Regions from separate parts of the Homo sapiens genome. Here region 1 is linked to region 2. Evidence: chromatin loops called from intact Hi-C (ENCODE). Cell type or tissue: A673. All regions are shown on one strand. Links, peaks and the distances in the headings refer to the core of each region. The heading gives the core; the rest is flanking DNA.

Evidence for each region. A loop is a pair of places that touch in the nucleus more often than their neighbours do. Peaks named below come from ENCODE experiments on the same cell type or tissue, not always from the same donor. Only the 100,000 strongest peaks of a DNase experiment are listed, where the experiment ranks them.
Region 1: a loop joins it to region 2, with 2.5 times the contacts of the local background. A loop is called at or near these places in 3 of 110 quality-filtered maps.

The regions. Positions count from the first base shown.
Region 1 is chr4:25,504,009-25,510,304 of GRCh38, reverse strand. It overlaps the pseudogene ISYNA1P1. Among named protein-coding and RNA genes, the nearest start is that of ANAPC4, 130 kb to the right of the region's middle. In A673, for the core only: a CTCF peak has its summit at 3,138; no DNase peak of the experiment used is centred there.
Region 2 is chr4:25,764,418-25,770,713 of GRCh38, reverse strand. It overlaps SEL1L3 (SEL1L family member 3), which reads left to right. Exons shown (of 24, transcript NM_015187.5): 18 at 2,884-2,974; 19 at 3,105-3,189; 20 at 5,279-5,388. Among named protein-coding and RNA genes, the nearest start is that of SEL1L3, 95 kb to the left of the region's middle. In A673, for the core only: a CTCF peak has its summit at 2,642 (motif pointing right); a DNase peak (open chromatin) is centred at 2,643; H3K27ac peaks cover 721 bases.

The sequences.
Region 1 (6,296 bases), core at 616-5,615, 260 kb after region 2:
TGATATAATAGACACTGCCCAATTAATACTTTGGGTACTTTGTCTCAAAGGACTTCAAATTTATGAAGAAATGTCAATTCATAGCCTAAAAGAAACTTAACACGCGGCATGGATATTTTTAAATCTTTTATAACTGTCAAAGAAGAATTCCAGCCAGATAAGAAAAAAATTAGTTTCTTTCACCACAAATGGTAGTTCCATTATGCTGAATCAAAAATTTGGATTTATTAGAATTTTCAAATAAGAGACTAATATTTTCCTTATTGCTTAGCCCATTAGGTGATACATTTTGAAAATAGTTGTGCTTAGTTTTCTGCAGCCGACTCTGTGAAAAGCATCATAGATTAATATTGTTCATTGTATTCATTCAAATGCTATGAATCGTCTTCAGCTTAAGAAACAGTTGAAACAAATAGGAGATGACAGATTTAATGATCTTGTGGTCTTTGTCAATGCTCTTTGAGTCACGGAAGAGCTTTACAAAGGGTTACTGTATTTTTAACTCCAATTCAAGATTTTCTTTAAACAAAGGGAAGCTTGGCAAATTATCCCATAATAAAAGACAAAAAATGGCAGCATGATTTATGTTCTCTCATCAAAATTACACTGCATATCTGGCCGGGTGCAGTGGCTCATGCCTGTAATTCCAACATTTTGGGAGGCTGAGGGAGGCAGACGGTTGGAGCTCAGGAGTTTGAGACCAGCCGGGGCAACATAGTGAATCCCTGTTTCTATCAAAAATACAAAAAATTAGCCAGGTGTGGTGGTGCATGCCTGTAATCCCAGCTACTCAGGAGGCTGAGATGGGAGGATCACTTGAGCCCGGGAGGTGGAGATTGCAGTGAGCCCAGGTTGTTCCACTGCACTACAGCCTGGGAGACAGAGCAAGACCCTATCTCAAAAAAATGAAAGAAAAAAAGAAAAGAAAGAAAAAATTACACTGCACATGGATGAATGGATGAGCTAAATTTGAAACTCCAAGGTAAGGAAAAGCTTATTTGTTACATAGCTAGACATTTAATTAATGTTGAAACTGAAACTTAAAATACAAATCAATACAATGATTTTATACTTTTTTCTAAATGAAATTAATAGGCAAGTTATTTTCATTTAATTGAAACATGTTATGTAAGTTAAGCTGCAAAGACAGAAAAAAATGTGAAGGACATGATTATCATTGATAAATTTTGAGTTATTTTTCAATTATGTAGTATGCTTCAGATTTGACTCGAGTTGGTGAATTTACTTAACTTGAACAGATATAGTTTTGAAACTGATATACTTTTGCTCCAAAGTCAAATCCTTCTAGAAAGGATGAACAAGTTTTGTCAATATGAATGCAAATATTAAGGAAAAATTGTTTTTGGTATTTTTTTGGTTAGTGGAAAATATTTAAGTATATCTGGAACCTCTTAGTGATGAGTCTACTTTTTCAACTATAAATGTAATGAAATGTAATACAGATGAAGTATTTCCAATAAAAATTTTGCATTGAATCGAGATGTACTGTAAGTAAAAACTAAACACTAAATTTCCAAGACTTAACATGAAAAAAGTACATAAAATATTAATTAATATTTATATTAAGCACATGTTGAAATGATAATATTTTGGATGTGTTAGGTTAATTTCACTTGTTCTTTTAATATGGATACTAATTTTTTTTTTTTTTGAGACAGAGTCTCGCACTGTTGCCCAGGCTGGAGTGCAGTGGTGTGATCTCGGTTCACTGCAACCTCTGCCTCCTGGGTTCAAGGAATTCTTCTACCTCAGCCTCCTGAGTAGCTGGGATTACAAGCACCTGCCATCACGCTCGGCTAATTTTTGTATTTTTAGTAGAGACAGGGTTTCGCCATTTGGCCAGGCTGGTCTTGAACTCCTGACCTCAGGTGATCCGCCCACCTTGGCCTCCCAAAGTGCTGGGATTACAGGCATGAGCCACCGCACCCGGCCAGATACTAAAATTTTTTCAACACACATGTAACTCACATTATGCTTGTATTGGACAGCTCTGATAGAGAATATAACAGCCGTGATAATAAGACAAAAGTGCAAGACCTTTGCCTTGTTCATTGTTATATTTTCAGAGCCAAAAACTAGTGCCTGGCACATTCTAGGTGCTCAGAAAATAACAACTAAATAAATTAATCTACTTGTACCTCAGTAGTATAAGGAAGGGTCAGTAGCAGGAAATCGAAACCACTCCAATTATTTTAAGCAGAAAGGGATTTCAAATAGGAAATTAAGAATTTACAAACAGGTGGGCATGGTGGCTTATGCCTGTAATCCCAGCACTTTGGGAGGTCAAGGCCAGCAGATCACTTGAGGCCAGGAGTTCCAGACTACCCTAGTCAACATGGTGAAACCCCATCACTACTAAAAATACAAAAATTAGCCGGGCATGGTGCAGGCACCTGTAGTCCCAGCTACTCAGGAGGCTGAGGCAGGAGAATCTCTTGAACCGAGGAGGCAGACATTGCAGTGAGCTGAGATTGCACCACTGCACTGCAGCCTGGGCAACAGAGCGAGACTCCGTTTCCAAAAAAAAAAAAAGAATTTACAAATATCACTGGAAGGGCTGGGGCAGTGGACTCTAGACCAGGCCCCAGGACCAGCCTACCAGGGACGCTGCCACCACTAGGAAGGCAGGACTGCTGAAGCTGCTGGCTTCAGGAACACACCTCTTCAGCTGCTAAAACTCTGAGTATTAGATTTAGAGCCACACCACACCTGAGAGATCCAATCCAACAAAAAATAGATGAGCCTCACCCTGCCTCTCGACTCCCAAGAAGCTGATGCCCAGACAATGAAACGTGTTCCAGAAAAACCAGCAATGATATACTACTCATGGCACCATGCACGTGCCTTCCAATTCTCAAGCAAGTGTATCTGATTTATAAAACCAAAATCACACCCAAAAGCAACTACAAAGAAGCCTCTCCCACCTTCACATTTCCTTCACTGGGTAAACTCAGATTAAACATCCCTTCCTCCAGGAAGCCTTCCCTGACTTCCCCAAGACTATGTTAAGTTGGCATTCCATGTGCTTTATCTACATTTTTTATCAAATTTATTTATTCTAATGATAGGCCATTAGCTGCATGAGATGGGGCTGTGTCTGCTTATTCTCCGTTGTATCCTCCCCACCTAGTGGTAGATGATACATTCACATGAGTTGAATGAATTAATGAACATGAGCACAAAGATTTTTTTTTCTTTTTTGAGGCAGAGTCTTGCTCTGTTGCCCAGGCGGGAGTGCAATGGCATGACCTCGGCTCACTGCAACCTCCACCTCCCGGGTTCAAGCGATTCTCCTGCCTCAGCCTCCCAAGTAGCTGGGATTATAGGCATGCGCCACCATGCCCAGATAATTTTTGTATTTTTAATAGAGACGGGGTTTCATCATGTTGGCCAGGCTGGTCTCGAACTCCTGACCTCAAGTGATCTGCCTGCCTCGGCCTCCCAAAGTGTTGGGATTACAGGCGTGAGCCGCCGCACCCGACCGCGAAGAGCTAATTTTTTTTTTTTTTTTTGAGAGTGGCACCGGCTTTACTGTCTTTGTGGGGGCCTGGAAAGGTTGGGTCCTGGGGGGCAGCAAGGAAAGGCCGGGAAGCTGTGTGACCAGGGCCTCAGGTGGTGTGCATCTGGGGTTCCTCCACTTGTGGGTGTCCATTGGTATCACTGGTACAGCCATTGGTGGCAGCGGGTACCGGTCCTTTCTTGTTCGACACAGGGCAGGCGGCAGCCACGGGTCCGACTCACCTGAGGCCAGGCACTGGGAGCTCCATCTTGTGCACCAGGACCACGTGGTTCTGTGGCGGAAGCCCCACACAGGCCCTGTGGATGTTCTCGATGCAGCTGAGCTGGCGGAAAAGCGCACTGACCACCGGGCTGCCCGGCGGCACCAGCGGCGCCTTGAAGAGATGCTAAGCAGGGACGGCATGGGGTGGAAGGTCTGTGGCTCGGTGTTGTCATTGGTGCAGAAGCTCACGCAGTGGCACAGCTCGGTCACCAGCGCCAGGTCCAGGATGATGGGGGCGGCCAGCAGCGAGTCCTCGCACGTGTTGTGCAGTACCAGCGTGTTGGTTACGCCCAGCATCAGCTCCAAGGTAGACTCATCCAGCGCACGCTTGGGGTCACCCGCGTACGGCATGTACTTGATGACCACGCAGCGGTCAGGCTCCTCGCCAGGCGCGTAGAGCACTGGGTGTCTTTGCGCCATGTCGTCCACTACGTTGCTCTTGGACACCGCCTCAGAGGGAACAGCGATGGCGCCAACAGGTTCTGCCGGTCGTTGTTCCCCAGGTGGTTATAATTCACAATCGACTTGGTCTTGAGGCCATAGCCGATGAGGAAGTCCACGAGCACGGACTTGACTTTGGTCTGGCCTGACTTGAAGTCATCTCTGCCCACGTAAACCTGGCGCTGCCACGCGAGCCCAAGGGCTCCGGGCACCAGAGTGTTCTGTGGGGACCCAGAGGAAGGCACAGCCCTCCAGGATGCTGGCCACGGCGAAGAGCGTGGAGGGCGACACCTTCAGACCAAGCTCGATGGTGCGCAGCAGGGTCTCGGCCGTGTTGTTGAGACCTGGGACCACCTCACAGAAGCGCTCCATGTTCGCCGTTCACAGCGCTATGACTTTGTCCAGCCCTGCGCTAGACCGGAAGTCATCGGATGTCCCGGCGGATCTGCTCTAGCTGCTGCGCGCGCGTGCCCGGGATGAGGCTGTCCGCGCGCGCGTTCTGGTTGGCCGCGATGAACTGTGGGATGTATACCAAAGGCCGGGGCTGCAGGGCCTCCATGTGCGGCCACAGTTGCTCCTGCAGCCCTCAATCAGCACCTTCGCGAGCCGCATCGCCTCGGCCAGGTTCGGCGACAAGATGTCCCAGCCATCGAACACGAGGTCGTTGGGCGCCACCATGGGCAGCAGCCGCGGAAGGGCGCGAACACCTCCTGGCCCTTGGCGTCCAAGACCGGGCTCACGGTGCCCACCTGAGACAGTGAACCGTAGTAGTTGGCCCCCTTGCGACCCCTGCGCGTGGGCCAGGACAGACGCAGTAGGTTGGCCAGCACCGCGGCGGTGAGCGTGGATCCGTTGTTACCACCGCAGGCGACAAGCATGACCCGTAGCCTGGGCACATGCGGGCCGGGCGGTCCGGAAGGTGAAGTGCGTGGACTTGAGGTGCACCTCGAGGACGCCGCCCTTGCTTCTGACGCGCGTTGTCTGGTACTTGTACTGAGCCTCGATGGCCTCGAGGCCAAAGACCACGTCCTGGCTCTGGACCAAGAATTGGACGGCGGCCTCCATCGCGGCAGTCGGCGCGGAGTCGGCTCAGGCAGCGGCGGTGGACAGCGCGCTAAATTCTTTACCTAAGATTATCTTTCACTTTTAACAACCCTTTGAGTTAGACGGTATCCCCTTCATGTGATGCATGAGAAAACTGAGACTCAGAGTGTGACATGCCCAAGGACATCCAGGTGAAAGAGGACTTCGAACTTGGCTCTGTCTGATTCCAAAGCATGTGTGGTAACCACAGCACTATGTTGCCTGGGTTCAGGACCTGGACTTGACACTTGTCCTGGGACAAGTTGCTAATCTTTCTATGCCTTAGTTTTCTCATCTAAAAAATGAAGAGAGGGTAATGATGAATGAGTCAATGCCAAGGAGTTTCATCAGCTGTGAAACTGTTCAAGTACCACTGTTTGCACGACCCCGGTTCACTTCCAGGTCCCTCACGTGGGCCTGCGTGACTTCTAAAGAAGACCTGAGACCACCCCAGGCAGCATAGTGAGACCCTGTCTTTACAAAAATAACAATTAGCTGGGCGTGGTGCCTGTAGTCCCAGTTACTCAGGAGGCTGAGGTAGGAGGTTGATGCTGCAATGCTGAGACGGCAACACTGCACTCCAACTTGGGTGACAATGAGACCCTGTCTCAAAAAAAAAAAAAAAAAATGGAACACCCAACGTCCTTACAAGCCACCCTGGTACCTTCACTCAGATTTATTATGTTCATTGCAGTTCCCACTACTGCCTTGATCATTCCTTTAATTTTTTTCTATATTGTTTTTCTCTCCTACTATAGAAGAAAAGCCCTGTGAGAGCAGGGGCTTCGTTTTTTTCACCAAAGTCTCCTAGCACCTCCAATAGTACCTTGCATAGAGAAAGCTCTGGAAAGACAAATTTGCCTAATGAATAAATGAGTGATTTACATATTATTACCTCTATATGATGTATCAAAGTGTTAAAACCTGTTATAAGAGGAATGTAGAAAATGTGGTATGTTCATATAATGGA
Region 2 (6,296 bases), core at 380-5,379:
GGCTGGAGTACAGTGGTGCAATCTCGGCTCACTGCAACCTCCGCCTCCTGGGTTCAAATGATTCTCCTGCCTCAGCCTCCCAAGTAGCTGGGATTACAGGCGCCCACCACCAAGTCCAGCTAATTTTTATATTTTTAGCAGAGACAGGGTTTCACAATGTTGGCCAGGCTGGTCTTGAACTCCTGACCTCAAGTGATCTACCTGCCTTGGCCTCCCAAAGTGCTAGGATTACAGGCATGAGCCACTGTGCTCGGCCCAGAGGTAGATTTCTGTTCAGTGTTTCTATGGATCTCACATGCCTTTTTAGACATCTCTTTCTGATGGATTTCAGTGTTTCCTCAATGGAAATGTTTGAGAATTCTGTAACACTTCCTCCTGGTTTACACAATGATTGGACGATAGAAGTCTATAAAACTTGTTCCTCCCTTCCTTCCCCACCACCAGATCACTTTAGACACAAGATATTATCTTTATAAAGCTTATCATTGTGAATGTTCTTGCAGAGAGTATCAACCTCCATCTCCCCCACCCATTCTGACAACCAGCCTATTGGTTTCTGCAGTTAAGAAAAAATTCTTTTTTTTTAGAGACAGAATCTGGCTCTATCGCCCAGGCTGCAGTGCAGTTGCACAGTCTCGGCTCACTGCAACCTCCACCTTTCGTGTTCGAGCGATTCTCCTGCTTCAGCCTCCCGAGTGGCTGGGATTACAGGCATGCACCACCATGCCGAGCTAATTTTTTTGTGTTTTAGTAGAGACAGGGTTTCTACTGTTGCCCAGGCTGGTCTTGAACTCCAGAGCTCAAGCGATCTTCCCGCCTCACCCTCCCAAAGTTCTGGGATTACAGGCATGAGCAACCACACGCCTGGCCAGAAAAAACCTCATTTTGTTACATTTTAGTAAACACGAGCCACATCCCAGCCAGTTACGGTTAGAGGGCACTGGTCCAATATTTGACCTTGGTTTGCAGGTCTACACTGTCTCCTTTCCTCATCAATCCCTGGTGGAAACTGAGACACCAGTGCAGGCCAGAGTGTCTCTAAAGAAACTTGAGAATTCTAAGACCTTAGGAAGAGGACCTTGTGTCAGAATGAGGGGGACTTTCTGCTGGGCCTCCCTTGCATGCCCTCTGTCTGGGGCCTTGGGTCTGCTCTGAGGATTCTTGTAGCCAAACATAGATTTTGCAGGCTATGTTAGCTAATCCCCAAGCATCCTTTGGGACGTTGTTGCAGCTGCACTTGGAGGCTTGTTATCTGGCTTGCCTCTGCAAGGGATGCTGCTTAGCTGACTTTGTCCCTCTTTAGCCTGAGTCATGGCTAATTGGTCAGCTGCCTTAGGTATCTCAGAGCCTGCGAATTGGCTCCCTCAGCAGCCACGTGGCCTGTGACCTGCAGCATGTCTGACTGAAGGTCTAACTATCCTAATTTGTCCCCCAGCACCTCTCGGTCTCCAAGGGATTGCCTGCCAGAAGCTGCTTTTAGCAGTTTAGAAAAGATAATTTCAGAATCTGCTTCCCTTACTCCCCCTCACCGAACCTTTCCCCACCGTTTCCTAAACCAGTTCCTAGGTGGAGCTAAAATTAAAAAAGAGTTATTAATATCAACTCCTTAAAATGAAAAATAAGATGTAAGAAACTACTTCTGGATAAAATAGAGTTTTACTCTTAAGCTAGGTAACGTATAAAAATTGAGGAAATCAGATAAGTAAAAAGAATAGAATAAAAATTACCTGCATTCTCACCACCCAGAAATAAGTATTGTTAGCATTTTAGTGATAATTTTTAGGGTTTTTTTTTTCTCTGCTTATTTGTATCTGCATGTATATGTGTGTGCATGTGTGTGTTCAGTTATATTTTTGTTTTGCAAAAATAAGATGCATTGTTTTATACTCTGCTTTTTTTTTCACTGAATGGAAATTTTTGCATAAATATTTTGCTATGTTTTTGAATACCCTGCCACACATCATTTTAATGGCCACATCTGAAAGTGGCTGCACTATGGGTTAATTTCACTAGTCTCTGATTTTCAGACATTTGTTTCCAGTTTTTTGTTGCTATTCATATACACAGCTCTACCATGAACTCCGTGGCAACAGAATCTTTGCACATATCTCTGATTGTTTCTTTAGAATAAACCCCCACAAGGGAGAACTGTAGGGCCACATGGTATGTACATTCTTAAGACTCCTCCCGCCTGTCCTTCCAGAACCGTTGAATTAATTGGCCCTCAAGCTGGCAGTAGTTGTAGAGTATGTCCATTCCCCCAAGCTTTTGCCATTATTCCAAATATGAATCTTGTACCAATCTTTCAACAGATGAAAAGTGGTCACTCATTTTGGGATTATTTGATTGCTAGTGGTGTCAAACGTTTCTTTTCTCATACGTGTTTTGGCCATTGATGTATCAACTCCCTTGTGAACTGCCTTTCCTTTGCCAAACTTCTAATGCACAACAAAAGCTCAGCTTTAATTAAGCTTGTTCAGAATCTTAAGCCCTATAAAGCTTTTTATAAAACAGAGGACTCCAAAGCACAGGGGTTTTTCTTAACACCATTTATCTCCTCTAAGCGAGGATGCAAGAAGGATTCAAGAACTGAAGGCTAGTAGACAACTCCCCAGCCAACATCCGACATGCCCTTCAGCCAGTAGAGGTAGCTGTTGCATCAACTAGCTCCCCAGCCTTGTCTGTGAGTTCAGCCTTTAAGACAGAAAATAAATCAGTGCATGCAGTATTTTTAACAATATTTATTTTTAAAAAAACTCACGATTTTGTGGTTTTTTTAAAAAAACTGCTTATTTTGTGCCCTCTTATGTTTGAATGTAAAGCTCTCTGTGAATATTAGTAAGAGCCACTATATGAAATTTATTATTAATCATCTATTTTTAGGCATGAAGCTTTGCTGTATTATGTTTTAGCAGCAGAAACTGGAATTGAAGTGTCACAGACAAATTTAGCACACATCTGTGAGGAGAGGCCAGTAAGTAAATGTATTCTTCTCAGAGTAGAAGCTCTGAGGTTAAGGATAATGAATTGGGTTTTATGGAGGCAACGTTGGTCACTTGGCCGAAATATTAATGAATTAACTTTTTCTTCCCTTTACCCCTTAGGACCTGGCCAGGAGATACTTGGGTGTTAACTGTGTTTGGAGATACTATAATTTCTCTGTTTTTCAAATCGATGCTCCTTCCTTTGGTATGTATAGAAAAACGGTGCAAAATTGAAGCATTAGGTGTTTTTAATCTTTAGTAACAGGGAACATCTGACAGCTTTGTGTGAAGTGAGGTATTTCTAAATAATTAGAAAAGAAAGTGAAAAATCTCTGCTATTAAGATCGCTAAACTCTGCTCTCAGCCTCACACAATGCACTACTCCTCACCCATTGTCCCGTGGAGTGCTTGGACCCAACATTTCTTATTTTTTGATTTTTATTTTTGGAGACAGTCTCACTCTGTTCCCCGGGCTGGAGTGCAGTGGAATGATCTGGGCTCAGTGCAACCTCCACCTCCCAGGTTCAGGTGATTCTCCTGCCCGAGTAGCTGGGATTTCAGGTGCCCACGACCACGCCCAGCTAATTTTTGTATTTTTTAAGTAGACATAGGGTTTCACCATGTTGGCCAGGCTGGTCTCAAACTCCTGACCTCAGGTGATCCACCTGCCTTGGCCTCCCAAAGTGCTGGGGTTACAGGCGTGAGCCACTGCACCTGGCCCCCAACATTTCTTCTGAGTCAATGAAAATGTAAAAGAGAACGCTATTATGGAGCAATTCTCTGGGCCAGTCATTTGTGCGGATTCCTCTACGCTGCTCTGCATGGTGGGGGACTGGCCTCCAGGAACTACAGTTCCTGGACTCCTCTACCCACCGGCTTCTGATTCCTTTCAGGCAATAAGAGGCACTGGCAGAAGATTGCAGGATGGGAGAAGAAGTCCAAGTACTTCTACCTTTGTCTCTCTGCTTTGGACTGTGTCTCTGGCAGTGGCTACATTTCCATGGTTCCAGCCCCTGCCTGGCAGCTCCACCCTCTTTGATCTCAGCACCAGGCTCTGGGTCTCTGGTAACATCACAGGCACCCTCTGGTCCCCAAGTCCTGGGGATGATAGTAGCCTTCTCACTGCTGATCTCTGGGCTGCCTATTGTTTTCCATTTGCCTTTTCAGCTCTCCCAACATCCTAGTAACTACTTCCCCATGATGAAATTCCTCTTTTGAACCACTTGAAACGGGTTCTGTTTTCCTTATTGGACATTGACTAATACATACACCCTTTTTTTTTTTTTTTTTGAGATGGAGTCTTGCTGTGTCGCCTAGGCTGGAGTGCAATGGTGCTATCTCGGCTCACTGCAACCTCTGCCTCCCAGGTTCAAGCGATTCTCCTGCCTCAGCCTCCTGAGTAGATGTGATTACAGGAACGCACCACCATTCCTGGCTAATTTCTGTATTTTTTAGTAGAGGTGGGATTTCACCATGTTAGCCAGGCTGGTCTTGAACTCCTGACCTGCAGTGATCTGCACACCTTAGCCTCCAAAAGTGCTGGAATTACAGGTGTGAGCTACGGCACTCAGCCGATACATATACTCTTAAACACAAGTTTTTCTTCAGAGGAAAAATAAAATACATGGCTAAAGCAAAGAGTTACCAAAAACAGACATCAAAGATGAACAGCAAAATTTCAGATGTGAAGTAAAACACCCAAAACAACCTTGGCTGATTTGGGCAGCAAGGTTGTAGACTGAGATTTAGCTATTCAGGAGAGCTACCTGGCCAAATAAGAAACTGTCTAGAGTCCAGGCACGGTGGCTCACACCTGTAATCCCAGCACCTTGGGAGGCTGAGGTGGGAGGATTGCTTGAGTCCAGGAGTTCGAGAGCAGCCAGGACAACATGGTGAAACCCCGTCTCTATAAAAAATACAAAAATTAGCCGGGCGTGGTGGCACACTCCTGTAATCCCAGCTACATGGGAGGCTGAGGTGGAAGGATCACTTGAGCCCAGGAAGTCAAGGCTGCAGTGAGCCCTGATCTCACCGCTGTATTCCAGCCTAGGCAGCGGAGACCCTATCGCAAAAAATTTAGAAAAAAAAGAAAAAAAATATGTCTAGAAATAGGGATGCTCTGGGCAAAAAGCCTTTTTGCTTGTTTCTCTCTTGACACATCAGGGAAACATAAAGATGTTCTGTATTCAGATACTAATAGGAAAAACTTGCATTCATGTGAATGCGCCAATAATTTAAAATGTTGGTATAAAAAAAACCACTTGACAAATGGATCTGTGCTTTATTTCCTGCAGCATATTTGAAGATGGGAGACCTTTACTACTATGGCCACCAAAACCAGTCACAAGACCTGGAGTTGTCTGTGCAGATGTACGCCCAAGCCGCCCTGGATGGAGACTCCCAGGTAAACAGCAACCGCAACAAAAACCAGCTCTTGGCCGGGCACGGTGGCTCATGCCTGTAATCCCAGCCCTTTGGGAGGCCGACGGGGGCGGGTCACTTGAGGTCAGGAATTCGGGACCAGCCTGAGCAACATGGCGAAACCCCATCTCTACAAAAATACAAAAATTAGCTGGGTGTGGTGGTGCTCGCCTGTAGTCCCAGCTACTTGGGAGACTGAAGCAGGAGGATTGCTTGAGTCTGTCAAGTCAAGGCTGCAGCAAGCCGTGATCACACCATTGCACTCCAGCCTGGGTGACAGAGCAAGACCCTGTCTCAGAAAAAAACTCAGCTCTTGGTGACATCCATTTGTGAATTTGCAAAACCAGAATTCTTCCTAACCGTCCTTTCAGTGTGTATACACTACACAGTTTACAAAGCCATTGTTCATCCATTTTCACATGCCCCTCAAACAACTCTATGAGGACACTAACAATAAGGGTGAGCCTTTATTAAACACCTACTGTGTCCCCCACGCCATTCTCACATAATCCTGTGGGGGTGCGGATTATTATACCCTATTTATAATCAAAGATAATGAACTGTTCAAGACCAAATAATCAAATGGTAAGCAAAATGCCCAGCTCCTAAACCTGGATCTTTGGCTCCAAACAGAAGGGTGTTTCTACCAAATTACATCAAACTCACTCACCAGGTAGAAACTCAAGAAATTAGCAGTGCATCCACAGTAGGAAGTGTTTTGCTTGTACTGTTGGGCTTTGCTTAAGCGACAGAGTTTTTCCCTCAGTGATTTTTTTTGGAAACTTCTTATTTGAAAATAATGTTAGATTTGTAGAAAAGTTGCAAAAAGAGGTGAGAGTTTCTGTATACCCTTCATTCAGCTTCCCCTAATGTTCACATCTGACATAACTG